Linked DNA regions of Homo sapiens: regions 1 and 2 are each linked to region 3. A link is a loop called in an ENCODE intact Hi-C map of the cell type or tissue named here. Cell type or tissue: A673. All regions are shown on one strand. Each heading gives the region's core, and the rest is flanking DNA. Links, peaks and the distances in the headings are about the cores only.

The links. Peaks named below come from ENCODE experiments on the same cell type or tissue, not always from the same donor. Only the 100,000 strongest peaks of a DNase experiment are listed, where the experiment ranks them.
Region 1: it touches region 3 in a loop (3-fold over the local background); 3 of 110 quality-filtered maps call a loop at or near these places.
Region 2: a loop joins it to region 3, with 6 times the contacts of the local background. A loop is called at or near these places in 3 of 110 quality-filtered maps.

The regions. Positions count from the first base shown.
Region 1 is chr7:122,216,751-122,222,475 of GRCh38, reverse strand. LOC102724527 (a long non-coding RNA gene) reads right to left here. Exons shown (of 6, transcript XR_007060500.1): 5 at 5,448-5,725; 6 at 3,199-4,334. Among named protein-coding and RNA genes, the nearest start is that of AASS, 75 kb to the right of the region's middle. In A673, for the core only: a CTCF peak has its summit at 3,032 (motif pointing left); a DNase peak (open chromatin) is centred at 3,005.
Region 2 is chr7:122,090,006-122,095,730 of GRCh38, reverse strand. It overlaps AASS (aminoadipate-semialdehyde synthase), which reads left to right. Exons shown (of 24, transcript NM_005763.4): 16 at 2,573-2,683; 17 at 2,780-2,888; 18 at 3,888-4,028. Among named protein-coding and RNA genes, the nearest start is that of AASS, 51 kb to the left of the region's middle. In A673, for the core only: a CTCF peak has its summit at 2,606 (motif pointing left); a DNase peak (open chromatin) is centred at 2,580.
Region 3 is chr7:122,303,247-122,308,971 of GRCh38, reverse strand. FEZF1 (FEZ family zinc finger 1) reads left to right here and starts at 4,222. Exons shown (of 4, transcript NM_001024613.4): 1 at 4,222-5,335; 2 at 5,661-5,725. The coding sequence starts at 4,535. It overlaps FEZF1-AS1 (FEZF1 antisense RNA 1), which reads right to left and starts at 5,314. Exons shown (of 7, transcript NR_036484.1): 1 at 4,704-5,314; 2 at 4,229-4,399; 3 at 2,710-3,684; 4 at 2,312-2,456; 5 at 1,484-1,669; 6 at 415-485. In A673, for the core only: no CTCF peak of the experiment used is centred there; DNase peaks (open chromatin) are centred at 3,221, 4,121, 5,301, 5,591 and 2 weaker places; H3K4me3 peaks cover 3,851 bases; H3K27ac peaks cover 3,883 bases.

The DNA.
Region 1 (5,725 bases), core at 798-4,797, 86 kb after region 3:
AATCATGATCCTATGTTTATCTGGGCAGTTACTAGGAACTCTGTATTCTCTTCTGTAAAATGAGGGTAATAATGATACATGTTTCACATAATGTTAAGAACATTTGATAAGGTTATGGCCATAGACCATGGTGCCTGGGCATAACTATAGATGCTCAGTATATGTTAACTCTTCTTATCATCATCATCCTTATCATCATCTCATGTTGATGTTGGTTTTATTATAACAGGAAATATATATACTTTAAGAAAGGGGCTGTGTTGAAGCAGATTGACTCACTTTTTAGGTTTGCTCCACACGCAATACTGTCTGCTTGAGAACCACATGGGGATTGGATGGGTAAGGTTGCTCCAGACCACAGTGATTTCAGAGAAGAGTAATAGAAAATTTTGCCACAGAGAAACAAACATCTCTCCTTGAAACATGTCCCATGTAACACAAGGAATTTCGCAGCCTTATTTTTGCCTTATCGCTACAACTATATTATGGCTTATAAATATCAACAGTATCTGAGTGCTTTATCTGGCCCAAATAAATGAATGTTTCTATTGCTACCAGTTTTTCTTCCTCGAATTACAAATGCCACAATGAACAGAAACATCTCTCTTGGAGCACTGTATGTGCTCAATCACATTCTGTTGTTCTCCACCACCCCCAAACATCCAGATGAAATGTAAAATACTCAGTCCATGAATATTGGGAAGCATTGATTTGTATTACTGTGAAGCCAAAATATTTAGATGCAAGGGTTGGGACTTTCTCCTTTATTCTTGCTCAGAAATGCACAAACTTAACCAGAGTCTAGATCTCGAGTCCCATAGAAGCCAATTAGCTTCCATATTCAGATGTTTTCAACAGAATTATTTATATATGTATAAAAGCACAACACAGGATAATGAACGCAACTTTTGTGTTCATATGGACTTTGATTTGACTTTTATTTCATACACTCACTAAACATGTGGAATCTGTCCATTTACCATAGCTCTTTGAGACTCATTAATCTCATCTACAGGATGGAGAGAATCAACTCTGCCATGGCCAGGGGATACGAGGGGCATATCAAAACACTGTGATTTCCATGTAAAACCTGAGAAGAACTGGGAAGAAGAAGAGGTTTTCCTTACAAGAAGGACTGGAGAATAGATATGGCAACTAGGAGAATTAAGGCAATCACACTAATTTATGTCTCTTACACCCTGTGGCCCAGCAATTTCATTTCTAGGACTTTACCCACAGACATATACTCATATGTATAAAAAAATGCTTATGCAGTGATGATCACTGCAGTACTGTTGTTAAAAAGCTTTCTAAACTAAATCCAATGTCCATATATTGGATATTGGTGAATTAAATCACAGCAAAACCATTCAATGAACCACTGTGCTGCAGATAATAAAGTGAGGTAAGTGTGTGTGTGTGTGTGTGTGTATATATATATATATATATATATATATATATATATATATATGGTGGCATAGAGCAATGTCCAAAGATATAAAGTTAAGCCAATAAAGTAATTTGCAGAAGAATATTATATTACAATCCCATTTGTATAAAATGTGTATCCGTATCAATCTATCAACAGTAGTATTTACTAGGATGAGAAAGTTATCTGGGAATTTCACTATATTATCCATTTTAGAAATGATGGATTTCATTACAATGACAATGCATATTTTTGCCATAAGGAAATATAAAGATTTAACCTAAAAAGTCATATTTTTTCCAACCAATGAAGATGAGAAAGCCATTGAAGGACTTTGAACAACAGAGTGATACATCACATTTAACAGGATCACTGTGGTAGCTGTGTTGACAGTGGTTGGGGGAAGCAAGGTGGTAGCAGCAAGACCAGTTATGACACCATTGAAATAACCAAGGCAAGAAGTGATTGTGGCTTAGACTGGAGTTATAGTAGAGGAAGTGGAGTGAAGTGACCTGTACTGTGCATGTTTGAAGACAGTCAATGAGCTCTGCTAGTGGATTGGGTCTGCAATGTGAGAAAAACAGAGGAGTCAAGGACAATTACAAATATTTTTGGTCTAATTGCTTGTTTTATGTTTGTTTGTTTTTAAGACGAAGTCTTGCTCTGTTGCCCAGGCTGCCGTGCTGTGGCATGATCTCGTGCTCACTGCAACCTCTAGGGCTCAAACGATTCTCCTGCCTCAGCCTCCCGGTAGCTGAGATTACAGGCATCCGCCACAACGCCCAGCTAATGGTCTGCTCAATTGGAAGAAAGTAGTAGTCTCACAAGGTTCTTATCTTGCCTTCCATTGTATTATACTCTTCTGGTTTTCCTCCTTCTCTTGTGCACTTAATTTTTGAGTGGTAGTGTGTGCAAAGACTGGTTATGATGCACAATCAGCCAGCATATACAATTTGGGATTCAATGTATAAATTCCCTTCAGAGGGAAGAGGAAAGAGGAAGCCTGAGCCAGGAACTCATCTTCCAGGAACTGCATCTTGAAGGCTTATTACCTTCAAGTGACGGCCATACTGATATGAAAATTATGGACCATGGCAAGACTAGAAAACTCACCAAGGGCATGAAACATCAGAGTGAACTCTCAGAGTAGATTGTCCAAGAAAATAGATGGTTGCAGTAAGCTTTAGGTATTCTCCAACCTGAAATCTTATGACTGGAGCATATTTGCATTACTTTCTTTGTCTTGATACTACAAGTTTCCTAGAATTTGCTGTGACTCATGTATTTGAACAGTTTTCCTTTGGTTTACACAATTTCAAGTTTAAACACCCATTGATGTTATTACATACAATACACTTTCAGTCAGCACTTTAGAATTGTAATCTTCATTTATGCACATAATTTGTTTCTTCAGTTACAAACATGTGGTGCAATTATGTTGGTTTTTATCATTGACTTGGGAATTAGGGTTTGTATTTATGTGATTAAAGTATTCAGTTTTTGAGTAAGTTCTGTAACTTAAATATTTGCTGTGCACCAGTCATAGTTTAAATGGAAAATCAACTTTAAAAGGTAAAATTTGGTGCCATCCAGTGTCATCATTGTGAATTGCAGCATAAGCACAATTGTGAGGAAAATAATTTCAAATGGAAACTAACTACAATTTGCAGAAATACCAATAATGATTTTAAAATAGTATAAATTTGAAATTAAATTTAACTGCAACATGAGATAATATAGAAAAAACCATGGAATTAAGAGAATTGAAACATGTTCTGGAATTGCTTTATTTATAAAATGGGAATATGTTACCTACATGGTAGACAAGAGCTAGAAAAATTTTTTTTATAAGGTCTAAATACCAAACACATACTGTACTTGACATCTACTACATTAGACATATATTATCTTTATATTACACTATGTTAAATAAAATCTTTATATATTGCAAAGAAATTAATATTTGGTTCAACTTATAGGGCATTACACAAGTCTGAACTTTTGAAAGTCATTCACAGGACAAAATATGGGGCACATTTCTGTAGATGCTAAAATTAAGAAGGAAAATTTCTACTAAGTATAGATTTTTGGTCTTCTCACAGAAGTTTTCGGTTGTTCAGGTGCAGTAACAATGGTATATATTTAAAACACTTAATTGAATATGAGATATTCTGTTAGCAAGACTACCTGGTCATGACTTGTGTTAGTTAGGTAATAGGTTTGGCTGTTGAAAGAGACCCTGTAATAACTGTGGTTTAAATGAAATAGAGAAATTGTTCTCTTTCATGTTAAAGCCTGGGCAGGCAATTCAGGACTATGGGACCCACAAAATTATCTGGGATCCAGGCTCCTTCTACTTGTGGTTCTGGGGCCTTGAATACATAGCTTCTCTCTCATGTTCCATGATGACTGCTCTGTTCCTCTTCTCATTCACAGCTTTATCTGCACTTACCATCCTTAAAACCATATGAGGCAAATGGGCAGAGGAGGATGCTCAGAGCTGATTGTATGGTTCACATCTTACTCTGCCCCTAAAATTTGTGCCCCTTTTCTGTGAACGTTTCTGCTCCTGATGGAATATCTGGTACAAAAATAATATTCATATATTCTTCTAACAATGAAACATACATACACTAATTTATTGGTTTATGCCAATATTAAGAAGAAACATAAAATAATACATCTTATTTAGTTAGTTATACATAGTAATATTAAGGGAAGTAAATCAATGCAATTTGTTCCATTAGACCAGTGGCTCCAAAGCAGTAGTTCTCAACTTTGGCTATACATTATAATCACTTAGGGAGCTTTAAAAATACTTGTACCTGAATCCAGCAATCCAAGTTTCTGATTTAATGGATCTAAGATGCAATTTGGTCTGCAGCGGTTTCTTCCCCAGGTGATTCTAAGTACAGCAAGATTGAGAATCGTTGTAGATCGTGGTGCAGAACAGGGTCACCTGAGGAGCTTCTGAGCTTCATCTGTGCCTTCCCACCCCCCCACTCCCCATTTCATTATGACACAATTAACCTGGAGTGGCGTCCAGGCATCAATATTTTTTAAAAATTTCCCCAAGTGAATCTAATTGTAGTTGGGGCAGAGAACCAGTGTTAAATATGAAAGAGAGTTTCTTTTATGATTTTTTTTGTTACCGTATGTATTGGCACTTATGCTTGAATTTATAGCTCTTCTGTCGAATTAAATGAGCAGTTTCTGCTATAGGAAAACTACAGCTATATTGAAATTTAGCTCTCCTTATATGAGCATCTCATTAAAATCTCAAATTTTACCCAGGTTTAGCTGGAATGCTAAACTAATGTCAAAAATAAAATTAACTATCATTTTACACATTTGTGTTTAGGTAGAATTTCCTAACATTTTCCATTGCTATGTATTTTTAAACAACTTGATTACATTTAAATGCAAAACTTTACTTTATCATTCGAAGATCTCATAAAGAGACAATTTTATTGTTGGAAGGACGTCTCAGCAGCCATAGCCTTTTCTACTATTGCCAACACTTAGAATATTCTGGGTTGGGCCGGGAATTCGATATTCTTTTTGCCACTCACATTTCCTCTCTACATATTCTTCTATATCAGATAGCCCAGATACAGTATCATCTGACTGTTGCAAAGCCAGTTGTACTGTACTCAGAATCTTGACCCAACCAGGAGTTTAGCCATGAAGTCGTTGGCTCATGTCATCTTTGTACTCCAGACAGGATTAACTTGTATGTTTGTGTGTTGCAATTATACAAACAAGGTGAGTCATGGATTACTTGGAGCATTTTCAGTTTTGGGGCTTTCAACTTCAGGCCTTTGTGTTCAAATTCCCTTGTACTGTAGCTCCAGCTCTATGTGATACTTAACATATGGAAGTGTGACTGATGAATGCATGAGGACAGTCTCTGAAGGGACCCACAATGACGTGCCCCCTGCTAGTGACCTATGAATCAGGTAACTCCAACTGAGCCAAAAAAAAAAAAAATTCACATATATTTTTGGAAAGCACTTACCAGAGCCTATGATTTCCTTGCATCTTGGATTTCCATGTTGGGGACCAAGAATTTCTTTTTCTGTTACAATAATTAAAATGAATCCCATTAGAGACTTTTGAATACTTGCATAAAATTGGATGGGTTCTTTAAGAAGTATTTTAAAGAAATCCTGTAGTACAGTGTGCAGAATGCATATCCCATTGGGGCCTTATTAAACGATGCCACACGTTAGGGGGACACCTACCCCTCCTTTTCATGTTTTCATAGAAGGAAGGACATTTTCAACTATTTCATTC
Region 2 (5,725 bases), core at 798-4,797, 210 kb after region 3:
AAAACACAGAGACCAGGAGCTTTTGATACTGATAAAAGACATACACAATTTTATTCTGCATTATAATAAATTTAAATAGCAATACTCTATTCTGTTGACCTGAGGAGGAATAAATGCCTGAAAAGTGGTTTTATTGTTTTTTTTTTTTTATGAAGTAGAGAAAATCTGAACTATGCAGAATGAATTTGACAAGTACAATGATATAGTGTAATATTGTTTCTGTTGGTTTTTATTTTTTTTTGTTGGTACTGTAGACAGCTTTACCAAATAGGCATTAAAAAACAAATTAAATATTATCATGTAATTAACAGAGTATTTTATTATTCCTAGAATAGAATATGGATATGCTCATTTTTATAACACTCATATTTATGAAAATTTAATTTCTTTTGATTATGCAGTCCCAGAGCCAAATTATTATACCACAGCCAAATTTGTTGAAAACCGAATCAAAGTTGAGCTTTGAGTACAGCATCATCCATTGTTCACCATGTGGATTTTTAGCCATTTTGATAGCATTTACACTGATCAACACCGTTAAAGCCTGTCTCCTCCGTGGACCCTTCCTGGAGTCTACTCAATAATGTAATACATTAGCTGTAGAAATATAGGGATGAATGGAGCAAATTCCATTAAATGTTATAAATATATAACTGGATGCATGCAGAGGAAGGATATCTGGCTTTGGGGAAATCTGGGAAAGCTTTGTGGAGGAAAATAACTCTTTAGAAATTTCTTAAAGAGGCAGGTATAATTTGGATTGGGGTTTTCTGTCGTGGGCTTTCCACTAAAATAGGGCTGCTGTTCTTTTTACCTTCACATCTTCCAAATGGCTATCAGGAAGTGTCAAACTAGGTCAAGATGGCCCATGTATTACATTATTGAGTAGACTCCAAGAAGGGCCCAAGGAGGAGATAGGCTTTCATGGTGTTGATCGGTGTAAAGGTATCAGAATGGCTAAAAATCCACAGGGTGAACAACAGATGATGCTGTACTCAAAGCTCAACTTTGATTGGGTTTTCAACAATTTTGGCTTTGGGATTATAATTTGGTGCTGGGTCTGCATAATCACAAGATATCAAATTTTCATAAATATGAGTGTTATATAAATGAGTATATCCATAGTCTATTGTAGGAATAATAAAATACCCTGTCAATTACATGACAATATTTAAGTTGTTTTTTACTGACTATTTGGTAAAGCTGTCTGCAGTACCACCAAAAAAATAAAAACCAACATAAACAATATCATACTACATCATTGTACTTGTCAAATTAACTCTGCATACTTCAGATTTTCTCTAGTTCATTAAAAAAACAAAATAAACAATAAAACCACTTCTCAGGCCTTTATTCCTCAACAGGTAAATAGAATAGAGTATTGCTATTTAGATGTGATAACAGGGTGAATTTATTCTGTGGCCCACAGGGAGTCATTGATCACGTCTTTCCAAGGGAATATTTATTTATTTTACTTTCAACTTTTATTTTACAATCAGGGGTTACATGTGCACATTTATTACAAAGGTATATTGTGTGATTCTGAGGTCTGGAGTATCAATGAATCTGTCACCAAGTAGCAAGCATAGTACCCAGTAGGTTGTTTTTCAGCCCCTGCTCCACTTCTTATCTCTTCCCTCTTGTAGTCCTCAGTGTCTATTGTTTCCATCTTTAATTCCATGTGTACCCAGTGTTCAGCTCCCACTTACTTGTAAGTGAGAGCCTGCAGTATTTGGTTTTCTGTTTCTGTGTTAGGTCGCATAAGATAATAGTTTCCAGTTGCATCCATGTTGCTGCAAAGAACACTATTTCATTCTTTTTTATGGCTATGTAGTATTCAATGGTGTATATGTACTACATTTTTTAATCCAATTCACGGTTTTTGTTTTTTTATTTTTGTTTCATTTTGTTTTGTTTTATTGAGACAGGGTCTCACTCTATTGCCCAGGCTAGTGTGCAGTGCTGTGATCTCAACTCACTGCAGCCTTGACCTCCTGAGTTCAAGTGATCCTCCCACTTCAGTCTCTGGAGTAGCTGGGACTACAGGCATGCGCCAACATGCTGGGCCAATTTTTGTATTTGTTGTAGAGATGATGTTTCACCATCTTGTCCAAGCTGGTCTCGACTCCTGGGCCCAAGCGACTCACCTGTCTTTGGCCTCCCAAAGTTCTGGGATTACAGGCATGAGGCACAGCACCTGGCCCCAATCCCACTATTGATGGGCATGTCAATTGATTCCATGTCTTTGTTATTGCGAATAGTGCTGTGATGAATATGTGAGTGCCTGTGTCTTTTTGGTAGAATAATCTATTTTCCTTTGGATAGATAACCAGTAATGCGATTGCTAAGTCGAATGATAGTTCAACCTTTAGCTCTTTGAGAAATCTCTGAACTATCCTCTGTAGCAGCTGAACTAATTTACATTCCCACCAACAGTGTATAAGTGTTCCCTTTTCTGAGAGAATAATTTAATCAGAACAGTACCTTAAGATGCAGCTTTAATACAGTTCAAGTACCTTAGAAAGTAGAGTTGAAAAAGGGAGTTTCTGATTAGTTTCTTCCTGTTTTCAAGCTTGTTGCCTTATGTATTGCACCCTCTTGTGGCCAAGGCCTGCATCACAAACAAAGTTAACATGGTCACTGCAAGCTACATCACACCAGCACTAAAAGAATTGGAAAAGAGGTAAGTTTTAATCATTTTAAACAAACTGAGTGGATCCATGGCATTGTTTTTATTTTATATCCAAGTTTTCCTTTTTCCTCTTTCCACCTGCTGCAGTGTGGAAGATGCTGGCATCACAATCATTGGTGAATTGGGATTGGACCCTGGTCTGGATCACATGTTAGCAATGGAAACAATAGATAAAGCCAAGGAAGTGGGAGCCACGGTGAGCCCAATTTGTACCCAAAGGCAACATTAAAATGTCTAAATTCTTGTGTACAGAATCAAAGTATGAGTTATAATATAGCAACACCTTTAATCAAAGTTAAAGATTTTTTTTTTTTGAGACTGAGTTTTGCTCTTGTTGCCCAGGCTGGAGTGCAACGGCACAATCTCGGCTCACTGCAACCTCCATCTCCCAGGTTCAAGTAATACTCCTGCTTCAGCCTCCCAAGTAGCTGGGATTACAGGCACGCACCACCATGCCCGGCTAATTTTGTATTTTTAGTAGAGATGGGGTTTCTCCATGTTGGTCAGGCCAGTCTCAAACTCCTGACCTCAGGTCATCTGCCCCCCTCAGCCTCCCAGAAATTTTAAATAATATCTTATAACTGCAAAAATATCCATACAGGAAAACAATGTCCAAGTCTTAGGTAGCAACCAATTTTTGGAGAAACAGATGCTACTATAAAATTTTGGCTTAATACAAATTTTAGACTACCTTGAAGATTCTGTAATAAGATTTGACTTTTAAAAGTAAGAAGAATCTTTGGGTATCAGCAATCTGTTGATATGAAATATCTTTTATGAAATAGTACCTTTGGCGAGGTACTATTGGGTGTAAATGGGATGATTCAGATTGTTTTAGGTTTTTTGAATGTGTGTGTATATATATGTATTAAAATTATATATATGTAAATATATAATTTGAATACAAAAGTTAGTAGGAACTGACTAAGCAGAATTGAACTAAGAGTTGGATTTTTAACTGAACAAAATGTTAGTCACTATTTTTACAGTTTTTTTAAAAAAACATATATATAAAATTAACTGTTATTTAATCAAATGGTACATGCTTTGAAGATGTATTTTTGAATGCCTTAGTAACTTTAAGAATGAAAAACTGTAGCAAGTTTACTCCATTCATATCATTGTCTTCAATTAATTACTTAGACATTCTCTAAGTTGTGAATTCTTCCTTATTTATTGATTCTTTAATTTATAGATTGAATCATATATTTCCTACTGTGGTGGGCTTCCAGCCCCTGAACATTCAAACAATCCATTGAGATATAAATTTAGCTGGAGTCCAGTGGGAGTTTTGATGAATGTAATGCAGTCTGCCACCTATCTGCTCGATGGAAAGGTGAGGAATCTTATCCAAGCATAGTGATATCAACCTGCAATAACAGCCTGAGACAGTCTAAATACTCCCTGATCCCAAACCCTTTAATAATGGTGATGCTGCCTGTCTCCATTATCTCCTCCTGTGTTGTTTCCCAGTGTATATTTTCTGTTCTATTTAGCACGGTATCCTTGCTGTTCCTAGCAAAGCCTGTGCCTATTCTTTGCCCTAGGCCTTCTTGCAAGTTGTTTCTGCTATTCAAAAATTCACTTCTCTATATATGTAAACACTGGTTATCTCTTGATTTATTTCAGCATGACAAACATTTTCTGAGTACCTACTATGTGCTGGACTTTGGGCAAGTTACCCAAGACTGTCACAGAGAATGAAATTCATGACCTCAGAAAGCTCACAGCTGGACTGGGGATGGGGCTCTTGGAATGGAGGGTTTGGTGTGCTGGGGAAAGAAACTATAATTTCTTCCCCAGCTGCCATGTAACAGAGCATAAGAACTCTCCAAGTTTAATATTATTTTCATTATTTTACAATAAGAAAGCTATGGCTCAGAGAGCATGTCCAAGGTCATTTGGCTGAGATTCAAACCCAGGTCTAACTAACTCTTAAGGCTTTTTTTCTCCTTTTGCCAGATTGCCTAATGGCTGGAAAGACAGACATGGGAATAAGTAATTATAATTTAATAGGGAAATTTCCAAAGTATGTTAAAGTGGCTCAGAGCTACAGATGGGAGAACAGTTTAATTGGCCTTGGTGAAGGGGTTGGGGGAAGGAGGATGGGGAAAAGAAAAACTAGTGGAGAAGAGGATGTGCTTGGCCTTGAAGGATATGAGGGTGCCAGCTAGGCAGGGATGTTAGCACTCATGGTATGACAGTTTTATAAGGGGAAAAATCAGGTTTAGGGAGTTAAGATAACAGCTACACTTAAAGAGATGGCAAGTGACAGAGCCAGTATCCAAATCATGTCTGTCTGACTTCATAGTTTATGCTCATAGTTTGGAGAAAAATGAAACGAGACTCAGAGTGCCTCTTTGAATTGTGTGTTGTAGGCACCTCATTCACCTTGCCCTAGTCCTGGCCCTGCAGGGAGTGATGAGTAATATGATCACATAGATGTGTCTTAAAAAGATTATTTTAGCATCAATATTTTACATTGTCAAGGTATTTGTGAATCGAAATGTATTTCAGGAGTAGAGAGAAAGAATTTCTTAAGCAACAAGGTGAATGCTGTTATTAGCCATGGTCTTTTGTGCCTGTGATATAGAGCATAACTCATACTTGGCTTGGAATTACAAGGGGAGTTTAAAAAGTACCAGCGCCTCATCCCCAAAGATTCTGATTTGCCTGGGTTTGAGGATTTTTTAAATCTTCCTAGTGATTCTAATATGCAGCTGAATTTGAGAACAACTGATTTAATGATCAGAGAATCACAGCTGCACTTAAAATAGTACTAAACAAGCAGGACACTTTAGCTTGATGCCGGAATGATGTGTGACATGTTTCAGGATAATAAACAGGATCAATGAGTTCTGGTCTAATTCCTGGCATCCCTCATAACATAGCCAAAGACCAGGCAGTTGAAAAGATCTACCGGATGTCAGTTTCCTGATGTGTAATGTGAGCACTGATGTTCCATCCAATTCTTTAATTCTATGAATCATGAAGGTTTGGACCAGAATCTTAGTCTGATGTTTTACCAAGCAC
Region 3 (5,725 bases), core at 1,625-5,624:
GAATTAAAAAACGTGTTTTTCCTTCTAGAAGTACAGTGTGTTGCCTTTGGTGCTATGTATTAAACAGGAAAAAGTGTAGATGTGCTTGAATGTCAAGGCTGGGGTGGGGGGTGATGTCAGAATAATAATAATGCTTTCGTCTCTCCTCCCTTAGCTCACAAGCTAAAGCAAAGAGAAAGCAGACTGTTGCTCTTGGTGAAGGGGCTGGGGGTCAGAGACGTTGAACAGGCCAGAAAACTCTAAAAACATGACCAGGGACAAGTCAATGAACTAGGGCAGAAAGTGGAATTAGTTATAATATTTTCCAATCCATTTTTAATTTAAAAAAATCAATAGTATTTTGTGACATATCAAGGAATAAGAGATTAGAGATTATGGCTTATTTGGTAATGTATGGCTCTATTATCTTATTACCTTTTATTTCGAATTGCAGTAACCATAGCCAGAAACTGCATTTGCTTATGATAGGGACTTCAACAAAAAGCCTGTGGAAATCATGAATATTTTTTAGTAATAGCAAGAACACAGCTTAGAAAGTATTGAAGTCAAAATCAGATTCCTTAGAAAAAGAGAATTTTAAATTACTTTAGAAAAGCAGGACTTTTTCTTATTTTTTAAATAGATCTTAACACAGAGTTTGTTATCTGGCCTCTTTATATCATGAACTGCTGTGGTTTCCTCAGGATATTTCATAAAGGATAAATCATACACTGAAACTCGCCTTCCATCAGGATTTGAGGTTATAAATACTGCCTTTCCATGGATGGAAAGGGGAGGCACACTTAATCATCAGCTCTCAGCAAAAAAATAGGATTATAGGATTCTCAAAGAAAATCCAAAGAAACTGTAAGAGTTTCTATTTTGCCATTAACAAAACAAACAAGGCTCCCTTGCATTTGTTTTAATAACTAAAAAATACTTGCATTGAAACGTTTTGAAAGCTTCTGAATTTGCTGAATATACTCTGTTTTTATTGCCTTTTTTGTTATTTTCAAATATATTTGGAAATAAAGTACTAGACAGATTGGACGGTAAGATAGAAGCCCTTTCTAAATATATTTTGTGTTTTGTGACAATTCTTATTTAATAGAGATAGTATTACTAATTAACATGTGTTTTTGGTTAGGTTTTGAAAAAATTAACAAATGTTGGATATCAAGGCCTGGAGTTGTAAAGCACCTTTTCAGTCTTTAGTAAACTCAAGGCCATCTTAAAGGAAGAGCATAATTGATGCTTTGCCATATTTGTGTTAACTCAAATGACATTTTCAAACACTTGCCAAAAGGGCAAATCCTGAAAAGACTAGTGAAAAGCAAACTGTTGAAATATAAACTATACAAAGCATGCATACCTCTTAGCCAATATTTTTTCCTTTTTAGTTTGGTATACACCAAAGGAGAAATTTACAGAGGTCAAAGAAAGGCTCTTTTGCAGTTAAGGAGAGGGGAGGGGGAGGAGAGGAAGGGGAGAGTGAGGGACACACCACAAGCGTAAAACGAACTGGTGGCATTCAGTCAAGAAGGCAGGTAAGGCTCCAGAGGCCGCGAATTGTGTACAAGTCAGCTGGACTCTCCAAAGCCTTCCAGAGCCGGGCTGCTTCGCGCTTCTTGGCTTTTTCCTTTCAACCTAGCCCGGTGGCGGAGGAGTGCAGCAGGAGGGGGATTTTTCGCTGCTGGGAAGTGGCAGGTAGGAAAAGGAATCTGATCCGGCCCAAAAGTCAGCAATTAAAGTCTTAACCGCGACCCATCTGTCGTGGGACAGAGAACCCCCCACCCCCCTTTGCCCCAGCAAAGCCCTTCCCGTGCCCTTTGTCTGAGCAGGGGAAAGGAGGAGACTGGTTCTGCGGCCCCAACAGCAAAAGGAAAGAAAATTTCCAGCGCTGACCAATACTGAGTGTCTGCGCCCGGTCCAAGGACAACTACGAAGCGCCTCTCGGGGATGTGGCGCCTCTCCGCTTGCTCTGCCCAGGTGCTCTGTCCCGTGGCCCCAGCAAAAGGAAAGAAAAATTTGCAGTCTGGGCGAATCCAAAGTAGGTGCACCCGGGCCAAGGACGGTTCCAAAGGGCCGCCTTGGAGTGTAGCGCCTCTTTGCTTTCTCCCCCCGGGCGCTCTGCCCTTCTCTGCTGCATCAGTTGTCCCAGCCTGAAGCCACCTCGAGGCCTGAAACGAGGCACTCCCAGGCCTAGCTGCTGAAGCCCGTCGTATTCAGCCAGACCTCTCCCCCCATCTTGCCCCTTGGCTGTCCTCAACTTCCAATAAGACTCACTCCCCCTCCCCCATTTCTTCAGCCTGTGAGCTTTCCCACCACTCACCCAGCTGCCACTGCCTTTCTGTTAGACATCAGGCGCGTTCCCAGCCCAAGCTCTCTTCCTTTCCACCCCTCTTGGCTCTTGGGGCAGAGGCGGAACTGATTTTCGCGGAAAGTTAGAGTGGGGCGGAGGGACCCGGGTAGCTTGCCTGGCATGTGTTGAGAATGGGGTAGAGAGGAGGGAATACTTTGACGTCAATTTCCTTCGTTTAAGGTCCAGTTTCGCATCTTTGAGTGAAATTGCTCAGGGACTTAATAATGCCAGGGTTTCTAGTCCGCCGTTATCCAGCCTTCCGGGGCCAACCCTTTTCAGAGCTCTAGCAGAAGGACGCCCCCACTACACTTGGCCCAATACCTGACACCCGCCACCACCTGTCTCACAGCCACGTGGGGTTAACTCACCAGGCAGATGGCACCTTGAGCTGCTGCGGTCGGCCACTCACTTCAGGGTCCAGGCCCCACCGCCCTTTGCTTGCAGCTCTGCGCGCTCCTTTGGCCTCCTCACGCCAGCTTACAGCTGCCGTGTCTTCAAACTCTGTGCAGCCCTTCCTGCGCGCCTAGCTGCGGGGTTCAGCTCTGCGTGATCGCCGGCTGGCAAGAGACTGCGCCGGGGAAGGTGCGCGCCGCAGCTTCCAGCGCGCTCCTGGACGCTCTTGCCTGGGCGGCGGGAGCCCGCACAGTCGGAGCCGCAGCCGTAGGCGTCTTCCCGGAAACCTCCACACGCTCCACCGCGCCGCCCCAGGAGTTTCGGCCGAGGTGCCACACCCGGCGGGTGTTCGGCTGGGGGGCGTTGCAGGGGAAATGGTCTCTACGCGCGCTCTTTGGGAGGCACAAGTGCACCTGTGGACACAACTCTGGCGCCGGCAAGTCTCCTTGATGCGCACAGACATCCAGGCTGCCGCCTGCGCTGCTTAGAGGAGGCTTGCAGACACCGGCAACCGGAGTGGGGATTAATACACTCTGTTTCCCTTCTCCGCTCGGCATTCAGTATTTAAAATGCTCCGGGAGAGCTCTAGCTGAGCGCAGGTACTTAAGAAAGAAATGCTCTTTCCAGACTCTCAATGGAAACTCGGAAGCGTGCGCGCGCGCGCGTCTGTGTGTATCCTGGGTGGGGTCCGATCGAGTCAAGGTTGCTTGTGGTGTGACACCCAATTATTCCTTGCAACTCCTCAACTTTGTGGATGAAAGTGCGACTTTCCCAGGCCTATTGCCGCGGGCATTGCCTTTACAAAACCACAAACACAGAACAAGCCTCCTAAGGCTTTTAATTTTCGGGGCGTTTGGGGAGGCCAGTTACCTGCCGGCGTCTTCTAAATGGTCCAGACTCGGTTCGGGCCGCGGAGACTCCGGGATTCCGGGAGCGGGCAACCCCGAGCCCTGGAGGAAGAAATAGGTCTGCGGAGGTGGCACAGATCTGACCCGGCCCAGCCCGGCCCAGCCCGGCCCACCCAGGCCCAGTGGAACCAAGCAGCGAAACCTCGGATTTCACTGCCGAGGCTTCCTAGCCGAGGCTTTCTGGAGCTTGGCGTTTGATAAATATAGCCTGGCGTTTGCCCCTGAATTAGACTCCGTTTCCTTATTTAGCCCTTGCACAATGATTTTAGATGATGTCACTTAGAGCTAAACGAGAAAATTGATCTCAGATTTGCTTGGCCTCTAAAGCCTGGTTAAGCAGATTGAGAATTAGAAAGGCAGAGGAAGCAAAAGGGGGGTGGGGATGGGGGGGTGCGGAGGGTAGTGAAGTGTGCGCGGCAGAGTGTGTGCGCAGAGGGGAGGGCGCGCCAAGCGGGTGAAAGCGCCCCCGCCTTTTCTGGGCGGGGAACCTCACTCACCAATGAAAAGTAGTTACTGACTGCAGATGAAAAAAAAAAAAGTTTTCCTGTTGACTGTTGGAAGCGAATTGAGCAATTATCTAGTTTACCTTCTCCTCTTGGAAGTTAACGATTGGCGAGATCTTGGCTGCGTTATTGACACAACACTTTCTATTGATAGAAATAAGTAGTGATTGTCCCCGAGTCATTGGTGCGCCAAGAACTCTGCGATGGGCTGGCAGGAGTCCATTGGGCTGGGCAGGCAGGTTCGGCTGGTGATGCTGGGGAGGAGGAGGAGGAGGAGGCTACTGGTGGTGATGGTGCCCGTCCCCCTCTCCGCAGGTCTGTGACAAGCAGGGAACAAGGCAACGGACGGCGCAACCCAGCCCCGGCTGACGGACGCTGGCGACTCAGACATGGACAGTAGCTGCCACAACGCGACTACCAAAATGTTAGCGACTGCTCCAGCTCGGGGCAACATGATGAGCACGTCCAAACCCTTGGCTTTCTCCATTGAACGAATCATGGCGCGCACCCCAGAGCCCAAGGCCCTGCCAGTCCCCCACTTCCTGCAGGGAGCCTTACCCAAGGGGGAACCCAAGCACTCTCTGCATCTCAACTCGTCGATCCCCTGCATGATCCCCTTCGTGCCTGTGGCCTACGACACGAGCCCCAAGGCAGGAGTGACGGGCTCCGAGCCGCGGAAGGCCAGTCTGGAGGCCCCGGCGGCGCCCGCGGCGGTGCCCTCGGCTCCCGCATTCAGCTGCAGCGACCTGCTCAACTGCGCACTGAGTCTCAAGGGCGACCTGGCCCGCGACGCGCTGCCGCTGCAGCAGTACAAGCTGGTAAGGCCGCGTGTGGTCAACCACTCTTCATTCCACGCCATGGGCGCCTTGTGCTACCTGAACCGAGGTGACGGCCCATGCCACCCGGCAGCCGGCGTGAACATCCACCCGGTGGCCTCCTACTTCCTCAGTTCCCCTTTGCACCCGCAGCCAAAAACGTATTTAGCCGAAAGGAATAAACTGGTGGTCCCGGCGGTGGAGAAATACCCTTCTGGAGTAGCTTTCAAAGACCTGTCCCAGGCTCAGCTGCAGCATTACATGAAAGAAAGCGCCCAGCTTCTGTCGGAAAAAATCGCGTTCAAAACCTCGGATTTCAGCCGAGGCTCTCCTAATGCCAAGCCCAAAGTTTTCACTTGCGAAGTGTGTGGAAAGGCAAGTACAATGCAAAACGGAGATCCTTTCCTTCCCTCCCTTCCTTCCTTCCTTCCTTCCCTCCCTCCCTCCCTCCTTCCCTCCTTCCTTCCCTCCCTCCTTCCTTCCTTCCTTCCTTCCTTCCTTCCTTCCTTCCTTCCTTCCTTCCTTCCTTCCTTCCTTCCCTCCCTCGCTCCTCCTTTCCTTCCTCCCTTTTTAGTATTTTGGGGGTAATTATTTGCATACACTTTTTGTTAAGATTCTCTTCCTCCTACCCTCTCTCTGCCCGGTTTGATTTCAAAGTTACTTGTGCGGCTAACCTGTTCTACGTGTGTTTAATTTTAAGGTCTTTAATGCGCACTATAACTTAACCCGTCACATGCCAGTGCACACAGGAGCCAGACCCTTCGT